Linked DNA regions of Homo sapiens: region 1 is linked to region 2. A link is a contact called in ENCODE Hi-C or POLR2A ChIA-PET data. All regions are on one chromosome and are shown on one strand. Each heading gives the region's core, a stretch centred on a gene start or an enhancer-like site at or near the end of the contact. The rest is flanking DNA. Distances are from core to core; before and after follow the strand shown. Region 1 holds the start of R3HDML (R3H domain containing like). Region 2 overlaps FITM2 (fat storage inducing transmembrane protein 2).

Region 1 (6,387 bases), core at 546-3,045, 35 kb before region 2:
GGCCTCCCAAAGTGCTGGGATTACTGGCGTGAGCCACTGCGCCCGGCTCTCTGGCTCAGTCTTTTAGGGAGAGCAGAGGAGTGCTTCCCTCATGCTACAAAGGGGTAAAGTGAGGGAAGGAGCAGGCTAAACATCAAACCTACATGTTCAGGCCCTCCCTGGAGTCCCTGGTGAGATATTGAACCCTCTCTGCTCCATGCCGCCTGCAATCATTAAACACCTGTTGGGGCAGGTGCCACACACGCACAACGGGTGCTCAATAAATGTGCCATTTGTTTGAAAAATGGAGGGCATTCTAGGTGCTAACGAATGAATGAACAAGTCAATGACTCCCCTGCACTCTAGCTGCCTGCCATCCCGGCTCTTATTCCCGCCCCTCCCAACACTGTATTGCCTCCTCACGTTATCTTATGTACATTAATATCTTGTTGTTCATGCTTGTTTTCTCTTATTCCCACTAAAATGTCACCTTCGTGAAGGAAGGGGCCTTGTCTATTCTGTTACCAGCAGTATCCACAAGGCTTAGCACGGTGCCTGGCTGCAAGTGTACTCCAAGTATAAGTCAATGGATACGATGAAAAAGTTAAGTTTTCAGGCTATCGAGTGGCATGTGTTGGTCTTTCAGGGGGCAGACTGGCAAACTCTTTCCCTAAAGACATCTCTGGGTGGGCTGGAAACCCATCCCTCTAGGCTGGTTTTGGACAGTGGCCCTGGGGGAGGAGCTGTAAGCAAAAGGTTGGTGCCCTCCTTTGACTTCTTGGGGGCTGGAGTGAGAGCCACCAGCCCTGCCTCTTTGAGGGGAGACATCCCAGCTTCCTCTGCTGGTCAGCTGTTGGTTTTCCTCAGCCTGAGATTCCCCAGTACCTGTCCCCACTGCTCCAAGCCTGCCTCCAGGGGCTTGTGGAGGATGCTGTGGGTGTGTCAGTCAAGACCTTAGGGTAAAGAGACAATAGCATAGAAAGCACCAGCCACGCACCCCATGCAGGTCCCCAGTGTGGGGAGCCAAAATTCTTGGGTAGGGGATTGTGATGGTTACAGTTGTGATGGTGCCAGGTGGCAGCAGGCAGACCTGGATTGAAATCCTGGCTGGGCAAATTAATTCTCTGAGTCTCAGTTTCTTCCTCTGGAAAATGGAGATGATACTCACGTGCAGTGCCTGGCGCACAGTGGTGCTCCTTACATAGTAGTCACATGCCTGACTCACTGGAACAGCTGTGCAACCTTCTTGGTTTCCTCATCTGTAAAATGGGCAGATTAACTCCTGCCCTTTCCACAGGTCGACACCCAGATACTGGCTAGTGGGGCCAGGCAGGCAAGTGGTCCAGCTCTTCAAAGCCAGTCATTCTAGGCCAAGATGAGTCCGGCTGCGTTTGCCGGAAGGGACACTGCGGGGGGTGGGGGGCAGGTACGGGGACTCACCATGTATTCCATGTTGGCGGCAGGTGGGTACACACTGGCCCGGATGTGGTTGTGATAATCCAGTAAGGCATTCATGTCTCTCACAGAGATGTGGCGCTTCCGGCGGTACCTGGGCACCTCCAGGCCACTCAGGAGCCGCATAGCCGTGCTCTCGGGCTGGGCCGGGGCTGGGGTAGCATTAGGCATTATCAAGGCGTTCACTGCCTGGCCAGCCCAGAAGAGCAGGCCTGCCAGGCCCACGGTGCTGGGCAGCAGGGGCATAGCTGGATGGAGGAGTCACAGGTCTGCCTTGTGCAATCAGAGCCGGCTGCCTGGAAGGGGCAGGCACGAGAGCACCAGACCCTGAGCGTTCTCCAACAGTGCCGACCCAGAGGATGCTGCCTCCTGGGAACTTGGCAAAGACCTCCAGATGCAGCTCTGGTCCAGATGCCCAGCACCCCTTCCTTTCCACCCCAGGGGACTGAGTGGGTTGGGCAAGGGGAAGAAATGCCCAGACAGTGGCTAATCCAGACATGGCCCTGGGGTGAGATGGTGCCACCACTTCAAAGCCAGTGCTCTGTCCCTCCAGCCCAGGAGACAGACAGCAGCCCTCTCCAGTCTAGACATCCTCTTCACCAATCCTGCTGGAGCGGGCTCAGTCAATGCCCTCGGAGGGCAGGGCCCACCTTACCCCAAGTCATATTGCAAGGTCCTTTTGTCCCTGCTTTGCTGCAATTTAGGAATTGAGAATGAGACACAGAGAAAACCCAATGGCAGAGAATGAAAGAGGCAGAGAAAAAAGAGAGACCAAAAAGGGGACAGAAAAAAAGAGTTACAGAGAAAAAAGAATGAGAAATAGAAAGGTAAAGAGATAAGAGAGAATGAGAGAGAGGCAACAATGTGGCTGGGGGAGGACAGAAATAGACAGAGAGAGGGGCACAAACAGAAGAAAGAGCGAAAAATCGACTTAGAGAAGAGACAGAGAAGCACGAGAGACCAGGCAGGAGGCTCCAACGGTGCGTACCCAGGACGGGCAGCCCAAGCGGTGGCAGGCGGCAGCCCAGGAGGCCGGGGACCTCTGCAGACACCCTGGCCCACCTGGCGGCGCAGCAACTTTAACGGTCCCCTGGTGCTGTTGGCATCTGACGTCCCTGGCCCCACAGCCCCCTCCCCTTCCAGCCAGGCCAGACTCCTGCAGGGAGGCTCCGCCTGCTGCTTGATGGGCTTTTCTCTCCCGCCCCTCTCTCTCTGCTTTCACCTGAAGCATGTAGGGCTGGGCTGGGCAAATGGTCAGGGTAGTGATGTGGCAACAGGGCAGGGATTCCAGGAAAAAATACTCATCCCCTATGGGAGATCCCAGACCCCGAGGCTTCTCTCTGCCTTCCACATCCTGACATATTAAGGCCACCTTGCATCTGGAGAGTATTTTCTGACTGTTTTCCCTATAACACCCTCCAGCCTTGGAGCAGACAGTTAATATGGCCCATCTAGTGAGCCCCTGCTATGTGCCAGGCCCAGGGCTGAGTGCTTTACACAAAAGCCCAGCCAACCTTCAGAAGCAGGTACTATAGCTCCCCATTTCATAGATGAGGAAACTGAGCCCCAGAGAGGAGAAAGAACAAGCCCAAAGTCAAGCCAGCCAGTCTGCAATCACGCCAGGATTTAAGTCCAGATCTGACCCCAGGCCTGGTTAGTATCTAAAAGGATGCCTTTTCCTTTTCCTTTCCTTTTTTTTTTCTTTCTGTTTTTTGTCTCACTTTGTCGCCCAGGCTGGAGTGCAGTGGCGCAATCTCGGCTCACTGCAACCTCGATTCTCCTGCCTCAGCCTCCTAAGTAGCTGGGGCTACAGGTGCACACCACCACACCTGGCTAATTTTTGTATTTTTTAGTAGGGATGGGGTTTCACCATATTGGACAGGCTGTCTTTCTTTTTTTTTCTTTTGAGACAGAGTCTCGCTCTGTCGTCCAGGCTGGAGTGCAGTGGCACAATCTCGGCTCACTGCAACCTCCACCTCCCAGGCTCAGGTGATCCTCCCATCTCAGCCTCCTGAATAGCTGGGGCCACGGGCACGCACCACCATACTTGGCTAATTTTTTTGTATCAGCCAAAGATGCCATTTTCTAACCAAACCAAATATAGATGCATAAGGAAAAAAGCCTAGGGTGATGTTCGTTATGATGCCACTCAAACACAGCCTATTCATTAGCAAATGAATTAAGCCCACAAATCTGGGTTCAAATTTCCCTTATCCCACCCCCTCACTAACTAGGTGTTGGGCACGTTACTCAACCATTGTGTGCCTCATCTGTAAAATGGGAGAAATAGCGGTGCCTACCTTGTAGCATTACTGCGAAGATGAAATGAGTGAACATTTGTGGAGCCTTAGTACAGTGGCTGGCACACTGTGTGCACTCTAGGAATGTGTGTGTGAATGTGTTTGTGTGTACGTGTGTACTTGTGAGAGTATGTATGCACTTGTGTATGTGTGTGCAAGTATACTTACATGTGTGTGTGTTTGAGTGTTCTTGAGTCAAATGTGTCCCCAGGTGAATGTATGAGTATGTAGATAATGGACGTGTGTGCGTGTGTGTGTGTGTGTGTGTGTGTGTTTAAAGTCTCAGTCTCTGAGTTGCTGAAGTCCTAGGTTAAGAAAGAGTTCAATTTTCTCCTCTTTCATTACTTGTATTCCCCAAAAATAAAATGCATTACTTTTGTAATAGAAGGGGATAGACTTACAACAGAAAGGTGTTATATAAAAAACACAGGTGAAGAATTTGCAATCCTCAGACTACTCTTCTAGCAAGCTCTGAGGATTCCCAGGCTGAACCTAGTCTCGGGGCAGCAGGCCAAACCCTGGGCCAGCTGGCGAAGCAGGGCTGGGGGCTGGGACTGGGCTACTCCAGACGGGTCCTCTCCAGACATGTGGAATTCCCACCACAGGCAGCCCAGACAGTGCGGCTGCCAAAGCACACACCTTCCTGCTGGAGCAGTGACCTTCCTGCTGGATGCTGGGGAAGGTGGGGAGGGCAGAGCAGTGAGGGGTGAGGGCTGCGACCCCTGACCCCTATGGGGGCTCTCCCACTATGCCAGAAGGACAAGAGAGACTCGTTCGATCTAGCCCCGTCTCTGCCTCCAGTGTGCTGGGTGTCTTAAGGCAAGTTCTTATCCTTCTTTGGGCCTTGGATGCCCCACTGAAGAAACTGAACTGAAATTGCTGCCCCCACTGAAGAAGGCTGTTCCCAGTTTCTCTTTGATAGGTTCCCAATTCTGGCTCTTCGGACAACAACAGGTGGGATCTTCGATACACCAGGGCAAATTCTGCAGCCCAGGGAAGGCAGACACAAACAGCCATGGCACTTAGGAACCCAGGAGTGTCAACAAGTAAGCCCGGCTCTCTCAGAACGCATAGCACAAGCCACTCCTATGTAACTGGCACTTTGCACTGGCTCAGAACTTCACATCCTCAATTCACTTGGGCCTCACAGCTCCCTTTGGGGTAGTGACTCCACCCATTGTATAGATGAAGGAACCGAGGCACACGTGAGCCTCAGTGACTTGTCCTAGGGATGGAGACTGTTTGTGTGGTAACCTGGGTCCTGGCAGTGAACGTCCTTGCACATGTGCAGAAGGCGCAGGCATCTGCTGTACACACAACACATGTATGTGCACACACACACACACGTTTGTGCACACACTCATATAAGCACATCCCCTCCCACAAATCACAGAGAGCTCGTCCCCGCCAGGCCCTCATATCCTCTCCATTGTACACCACAGGTGTCCTGTATAAATATACAGAAACCCACAGGTTACACACTTAAGCATGTCTACTACATATAAGCTGATGGTATTAGCTACTTTCTCATAAGTGGCCAGCACTGTTTTAAGCACATTACATGGGCAATCTCATTTAATCTTCAGAATAACCCTATTATTATCATCATCCACATTTTTATATACATGAAGAAACTAAGGCACAAAGAGGTGAGTCATTTGCCCCGGGTCACACATCCTGTGGGTGGGAGAGGTGGGACAGGCACCCCCATACTGCCTCTCCACAGTGTTGAGAGACAGACAACGAGGAAGACCCCACAGTCCAGCCACACAGACAAGACCACCATCGCCTACTCCACACACTCATGCATCCACAGAAACACAGAAATTCACTCTCGTAGCAAACACACAGCCACATCCCAGTCAGACCCTCTCTGCTGCCCCCATTGAAGAAAGCTGGTCCCAGTTGCATTTTGGCAGGTTTTCAATGGGTAAAATATTAGGGGTGGGGTCAGGAAATAATCAGGGGTGACCCAAATTATTTTTATTTATTTATTTTTATTTTATTTTATTTTGAGATAGAGTTTCACTCTTGTTGCCTAGGCTGGAGTGCCGTGGCACAATCTCATCTCACTGAAACTTCTGCCTCCCAGGTTCAAGCAATTCTCCTTCCTCAGCTCCCAAGTAGCTGGGATTACAGGCACCCACAACCGTGGCCTGGCTAATTTTTGTATTTTTAGTAGAGATGGGGTTTCACCATGTTGGCCAGGCTGGTCTCAAACTCCCTCCCAAAGTGTTGGAATTACAGGTGTGAGCCACTGCGCCTGGCCTATTTGTATTTTTATTTTAGTTTTGAGACAGGGTCTTGCTCTGTTGGCCAGGCTGGGGTGCAGTGGCACGATTATGACTGAGTGCAGCCTCGATCTCCCAGGTTCAAATGATCCTGTCGCCTCAGCTTCCCCAAGCAGCTGGGACTATAGGCACGTGCTACCATGCGGCTGATTTTTAAAATGTTTAGTGGAGACAAGGTCTCACTATGTTGACTAGGCTGGTCTGGAACTCCTAAGCTCAAGCAATCCTCTTACCTTGGCCTCCCGAAGTTCTGGGATTACCTGTGTAGGCCACTGCACTTGGGCCAGCTCAAGTTAATGCCCTGGACATTTATCTCGCGTTAGGGTAAGAACGTCTTTCTCACCCTTGGATTTGACCAACTG
Region 2 (6,834 bases), core at 2,782-5,281:
GGCGACATCACCAGTGTTGCAAGCACCACCATTCCCAGTTAGGCACTTTTTGTCCCTGGTAAGACTTGACCTTTATCTGGAACACTCCTTTTGTCCCTAGAGTGGGGACCTAAGGCTCAGCAAAAGGGCAGAATCAGGAAAGCCTTTATGGTGTGGCTAAAGGAGTGGCCAGAGCCTTGGGACTCCTTTGCTGCCTTCTCCCTGGTTCCAGTTGTCTTTAGATTTTCACGGCTCTTACTGCTGTTACTTAACAGTATTTTCCAGCCAGGCATGGTGGTTCACACCTCTAATCCCTGCACTTTGGGAGGCCGAGGCAGGCGGATCACCTGAGATTGGGAGTTCGAGACCAGCCTGTCCAACATGGCGAACCTCGTCTCTTCTAAAAATACAAAAATTAGCTGGGTGTGGTGGCACATGCCTGTAATCCCAGCTACTCAGGAGGCTGAGGCAGGAGAATTGCTTGGACCTAGGAGGTGGAGGTTGCAGTGAGCTGAGATCGCACCACTGCACTCCAGCCTGGGTGACAGAGCAGACTCCACCTCAAAAAAGAAAAAACAAAACAAAACAGTATTTCCCACTGGTCAGTTTTGCATAGGCATCTATTTCAGGCAGGGTTTTTTTCTTTTTTTTGAGATGGAGTTTTGCTCTTGTTGCCCAGGCTGGGGTGCAATGGCCCGATCTCGGCTCACCGCAACCTCCACCTCCCAGGTTCAAGCGATTCTCCTGCCTCAGCCTCCCGAGTAGCTGGGATTACAGGCATGCGTCACCACACCAGGCTAATTTTGTATTTTTAGTAGAGATGGGGTTTCTCCATGTTGGTCAGGCTGGTCTCAAACTCCTGACCGCAGGTGATCCACCTGCCTCGGCCTCCCAAAGTGCTGGGATTACAGGCATGAGCCACCGCGCCCGGCTCAGGCAGGGTTCTTTATAAAAACAGCCTGATGCCTGAAGGACACTCTCTGGTTGTAATATTTGTTTCATCCATGAAGTGTTTAAATATTGCAACTGACTTGCGATTAGCCACCAAAACAGGCCCTTTTAGATGCAGTGCCTCTCCGACCAAGTATTGGATGATTCATACGTAATGGACTATGATCATTTTCTGTCCATGTTTTCTATTACTATATGCTGGTTTTTTTGGAGCAATAAGATTACTTTTTTTCTGTTCTATTTTGAGCGAATCCTTTACAGTTTTTGATAAGAACTGTGACATTTGTTCTTTGTTGATAAAACTCCTGAAAATAACTCACAAGGCCAGTGCTGCACTCTGGCACATGTAGGTTGTTTTGAGGGTTTGTTGGTTGGTTGGTTGGCTGGTTGATTGGTTGGTTGGTTTAGAACACTAATGTACTTGTTATGAACCAAACTCTGGTCTTACAGTCTTAAATTCCACCTCATGGGGCTGTTTTCTCTGTTAGCAATGAAACCTGGGCCAGGTGTAGTGGCTCACACCTATAATCCTGGCACTTTGGGAGGCTGAGGTGGGAGGATTACTGGATCCCAGGAGTTTGAGACCAGCCTGGGCAACATAGTGAGACCCTGGTTTCTATAAATAAATAAGATAATCAAACCAGAAAGCAGGCATTTTAGTAACAGCCTGTTGAATTTTAAGGTGAATCAAGGTAATTTTGCAGAATGCGTTCTTGCACCGAAATGTCCCTGACCACATATCAGTGGTATAGACTGAACAGTGTGCTTCAGGGTCATGTGCTGAGTGCACTGATCACTCTGCTGTGGCCCAGGGCATCTGTACCTGTTGGACAAGATTATGATAATTCAGAAGTGAAGTAAAATGCCTCCCTCTGATGGCAAAAAGCCAACCTGTTTGCAAAATCACCCTTATTGAAGGGTGGCATGGCTGTGGTCCCTCCCTCCTGTTACTTGCATCACCAACCAAACTAAACCAAACCATACCTGGGCCTGTTCAGCTGGACTTGAAATCAGTTTCCTTTTTCTCTCCCCTTTGCAGCACTTTTCAGTTTCCAGCTTTGTCATTCTGTGGCCTTTGCTGTGACAATGCTGGGAAGGGTTAGAAATCCTGTCACCTCCATCCACAAAGGCACAGTTCCACGCCCTGTGATAAGATATCCCCTCTTCTCTCCCAGACTGTCTCCTTAAGCCTTTCAAACTGAGCCCCTTGCTGTTGGGGTAATCACCCTTAAGGCCGCCTTGATGCCCCTCTCTCCAATCAAGTCCAATAGTAGCATTAACTGAGAAGCACTACACCTGACTGGCTTCACTGAAGCTTAAGTGGTTGAGGATGAATCTTCGGTGTAAAATCTTTTACTATAAGGATATATTTTAAATATTTCATATCCCATCAAGTTGGAGGTTAATTTTATCCATCACAATGAGTCATGATTTGTTGCACCCAAAAGGAGCAGAAACACAGGTGATGAGATATGGGAGGTGGCACCATGGTGCTTTGGAGGCGTTGGTAAGATGTGACCCTCTGTTGCCTATGCCCATAAACCAGTGGTGGGAGTGGCCATGGAGTAGATGGCAGGGGCTTGTTGAAGGGATTGAAAGCTCTCCTAGGCTAGGCATGGTGGCTCACACCTGTAATCCTAGCACTTTGGGAGGCTGAGATGGGAGGATCACTTGAGGTTGGGCCAGCCTAGCCAACATGATAAAACCCCGTCTCGACTAAAAATACAAAAATTAGCCAGGTGTGGTGGTACACGCCTGTAATCCCAGCTACTCGGGAGGCTGGGGCAGGAGAATCGCTTGAACCCAGGAGGCAGAGGTTGCAGTGAGCTAGGATCACGCCACTGCACTCCAGCCTGAGCGACAGAGTGAGACTCTGTCTCAAAAAAAAAAAAGGCTCTCCAAAGTGTCATGTTCAGCACCAAAAGGGAATAGGCACAGGGTGACCCCAGAAGTTCATTTGTGACACTTAAATCTCCAGATATTTATCCCACGTGGGTCTGATGCGGGCTCAGCACTAAATTAACTGTATGTGGAAAGTGTCAATTGCAGAGCCTTCTGTATCGATGAGGCTTCCGCCACTTGTCCATGCTTAGCCCCCTTGCCTCTTCCTTGGGAGCATGCTTTCTATTCCTATGTGAAACAGCCTGACATAAGTGAAAGGATTTGGGCTCAAGCAAACATGAGATGTGGGTTCATATCTTGGCACCACTCCTGATAGCTGTGTGATCATGGCAAACCTCGTTTTCATCGTCTGTCAGGTGGAGATGAAGAGAAATGGTGCATGTAAAGTGCTCAGCATCTGTGCTTAGCAGGCCATAGTCTCCCTGCCTCCTTTTTCTTGAGTAAGCCTTTAGAACTTTCTGACTCCTCTAGAGAAGGCAGAGAAACGAATATATTTTGGGTGCCATTTGGAGTCTGGGTCTTTTGTTAAAATTGTCCTGTATTATGTTGAAAAGTGTCGGTTACCCCCAGGCTCTGGGGGCATCTGTGATCATAGAATACTGCCATGCTTATTTTGCCTTTCTATGTTGAGATTAATTCACTGACGCCTCATTTTCCACGTGCATCTGTCATAGTCTGGGTACCAGATTGTATTTAGAGAATGGCTCTTGCCACTGTTATGTACACACAGATCGTGTGTGTAAACAAGCAAATTAAAGTAAACTGAGATAATGAAATCCCATATTTCAGCATTTTGTGTGTTCTTTTCTAATACTCTTAAGGAAGCGCAGAGCCCAATAAACCTCAGCGCACTTCGTGAAAGTAGGTAATTCTTTCTCAATTTAACTTGTCATATACGGGTTATTTTATGGCTAGAGTTGCTCCTGTTTTTCCCCGTATGTCTTGTAATATAAATGCATGTTCAGACATGTATTTATTAGCTTGACTTACTCCTTCCCTGTGTGCCACCTTCATGTCTTACAGTCCTGAGGTCAGGATCAGCCAGACTTGGGAGCAGTTCTCTTGGTAAAAAGTGAAGTAGGCCTCACAGAAGCAACACTGAAGAGCACTTTCAAAGTTTACTCAGATGAGGTCACCTTTGCAAGTGCTTTGTAGTCCTGGAGGCCTGTACACATGTGAGAGCTTCTTGTGCCTTTTAGTGCCCACTCGTTTGTCAGCCTGACCTGCTTGGCACGTCCAGGAAGTGTCTGTTGAAAGCTCCGTGGCTCCAGGATCAGAATCCCCTCCTGTTGCAGAACTTCCCTGTTCAGATTCCTTTGGCAGCAACAAACCCTTCTTGGGCTCACACTGTGAGCTGGGAGCTGGGGTGGAATGATAAACTCCCCTCCGCGTGGAGATTGTGGTTCAAAGTCCATCCTTTTGTAGCTTAAGCTGTGTGCTGGTGTTGCAAAGATGAATTTGGTCCATCTCTGCCTTGGAAGAGTTTTCACTCTCATGGAGAAGAACCAATCCTGCCATAAAGGGTTCTGAGTGCTGGGGCAAGGTCAGGGCCAAGAACATAAAGCAGGGAACAACCAGAGGCCCTGGAGAGTCAGGGAATATTTTCAAAGAAGGCAGCAATTCTTTGGGTTTTGATGGATGAGGAGGAGTTCAAGCAGTTAGGCAGAGAAGGGAATCCAAGGCAGTGGGGACAGCACACACAAAGGCTCATAGATATGTTACCATGATTTTTATGCGGACATCCATTTTCAAGAAGCCTCACTTTCCTGTCATTTTTAAAAGCAACTGAGATTGGAAGGAAGTTAGCCTTAAAGGACTGTGAGTGGAGATCATAGATACTCCCTGCTGTAACATAAAGAGCACTCAGTGCTGTGGTTTGAATATATTTTCCAAAGTTCATGTCTTGGAAACTTAATCCCCAATGCAACAGCATTGAGGTGGGACCATTAAGAGGTAATCAGGTTATGAGGCCTCTGGCCTCATGAATGGGTTAATGCCAGTATTTGGGGAGTGGGTTTGTTACCATGAGAGGAGCATCTTTATAAAGGATGAGTTTGTCCCCTAGCCCCCAAAATCTTTGGCCCTTTTGCCTTCCACTATAGGATGATGTAGCAAGAAGGCCCTAGCCAGATGCCAGCCCTTTGATCTTGGACTTCCCAGCCTCTAGAACTGTAAGAAGTCACTGTTCTTTATAAGTTACCCAGTCTGTGGTCTTGTGTTATAGCAGCACAAAATGGACTAAGATGCTCAGCTGGAAGTTAGAGCACCTGGCTTTGAGGTGGGTTCTGCTGCTGGTTTTTCCACTCTTTTGTGTGACCTTGAACTAGTCACTCAACATCTCTGGGTTTCAATTTCCTCCTGTAATAAACGATGGGGTTGGACTGGATAATCTCACCAACTCTTTGAATCTTTTCTACTGTTTCTCTGTTCTGCTTGATGAAAAGTTCTTCCCAAGCTGACTATGGCTTTTATTTTTGGAAACAACATGAAAAGAAACTCCCACTCAGAGCTGTTGTGGCAGCTGGTTTCTTGGTGAATGATGGGGGAAGCAGACCTCTGGGTGGACTTTGTTGCAGCCCTGCCTCCTTTTTCTCTACATCAACACACAAATGTAGTTCAGGCCTGGTTGCGCATGTTCACATAGGTTTAATGGACATGGGGAGCTGGACCTAATTCCCAGAGGAATAAACTGCAGAGGTCTTATTTATTTGTAATATTTATTTATTTATTTGAGACATAGTCTTGTCTTACCCAAGCTAGAGTGCAGTTGCTAGTGTCGGGTCACTGCAACCTCCACCTTCTGGCTTCAAGCAGTGCTCATGCCTCAGCCTCCCACGTAGCTGGGATTACAGGCGTGCGCCACCATGCCTAGCTAATTTTTGTATTTTTAGTAGAGACGGGATTTCACCATGTTGGCCAGGCTGGTCTCGAACCCCTGACCTCAGGTGATCCACCCACCTTGGCCTCCCAAAGTGCTGGGATTACAGCAGTGCGCTACTGTGCCTGGCCAGCTCTTTTAAAAAGTCTCAAAAATAAAAACATTTTTGAGAGCTGTCAAGAAGGTAGGTTCTGTTAGGAGAAATCCTTTACAGTTTAAACACCTTTAGAAACTGTCCCAGAAACCTCGAATACAGTCTCTGGGGAGTTTTAAAGTTGAACACACACAGTACAGAAAACAGGGATTCTCATACCTTAGGAGAAGGGAGGTAAGCTGGTCGCACCTGTTTAGATAGCAACCTAGCGTGTCCGTAATTGGTGGGTTCTTGGTCTCACTGACTTAAAGAATGAAGCCGCGGACCCTCGCGGTGAGTGTTACAGCTCTTAAGGTGGTGCGTCTGGAGTTTGTTCCTTCTGATGTTCAGATATGTTCGGAGTTTCTTCCTTCTGGTGGGTTCGTGATGTCTCTGGCTCAGGAGTGAAGCTGCAGACCTTCGCGGTGACTGTTACAGCTCTTAAGGCGGCTTGTCTGGAGTTGTTCGTTCCTCCTGGTGGGCTTGTGGTCTCGCTGGCTTCAGGAGTGAAGCTGCAGACTTTCGGGGTGAGTGTTACAGCTCATAAAAGCAGTGTGGACCCAAAGAGTGAGTAGCAGCAAGATTTATTGCAGAGTGAAAGAACAAAGCTTCCGCAGTGTGGAAAGGGACCCAAGCGGGTTGCCACTGCTGGATCGGGCAGCCTGCTTTTATTCTCTTATCTGGCCCCACCCACATCCTGCTGATGGGTAGAGCCTAGTGGTCTGTTTTGACAGGACGCCGATTGGTGCGTTTACAATCCCTGAGCTAGACCCAAAGGTTCTCCACGTCCCCACCAGATTAGTTAGATACAGAGTATCAACACAAAGGTTCTCCAAGGCCCCACCAGAGTAGCTAGATACAGAGTGTCGATTGGTGCGTTCACAAACCCTGAGCTAGACACAGGGTGCTGATTGGTGTGTTTACACACCTTGAGCTAGATACAGAGTGCCGATTGGTGTATTTACAATCCCTGAGCTAGACATAAAGGTTC

Evidence for each region. A loop is a pair of places that touch in the nucleus more often than their neighbours do. ChIA-PET counts read pairs that join two places held with the same protein, here RNA polymerase II (POLR2A).
Region 1: a map of mesothelial cell of epicardium shows a loop between it and region 2 (21-fold over the local background). The contact joins the promoter of R3HDML here to the enhancer-like site in region 2. A Hi-C loop is called at or near these places in 1 of 168 maps with a recorded cell type or tissue (mesothelial cell of epicardium). POLR2A ChIA-PET finds 5 or more read pairs at or near these places in 4 of 52 experiments (Caco-2, HepG2 and WTC11).

The regions. Positions count from the first base shown.
Region 1 is chr20:44,332,451-44,338,837 of GRCh38, reverse strand. R3HDML (R3H domain containing like) reads right to left here and starts at 1,795. Exons shown (of 5, transcript NM_178491.4): 1 at 1,420-1,795. The coding sequence starts at 1,680. RefSeq lists enhancers at 2,124-3,113, 4,368-4,879.
Region 2 is chr20:44,299,619-44,306,452 of GRCh38, reverse strand. FITM2 (fat storage inducing transmembrane protein 2) reads left to right here. Exons shown (of 2, transcript NM_001080472.4): 2 at 1-3,613. Among named protein-coding and RNA genes, the nearest start is that of FITM2, 8.2 kb to the left of the region's middle. Within about 2 kb of position 4,031, at least 7 of the 41 ENCODE cell types and tissues checked have a DNase peak (open chromatin) inside an H3K27ac peak, as active enhancers do.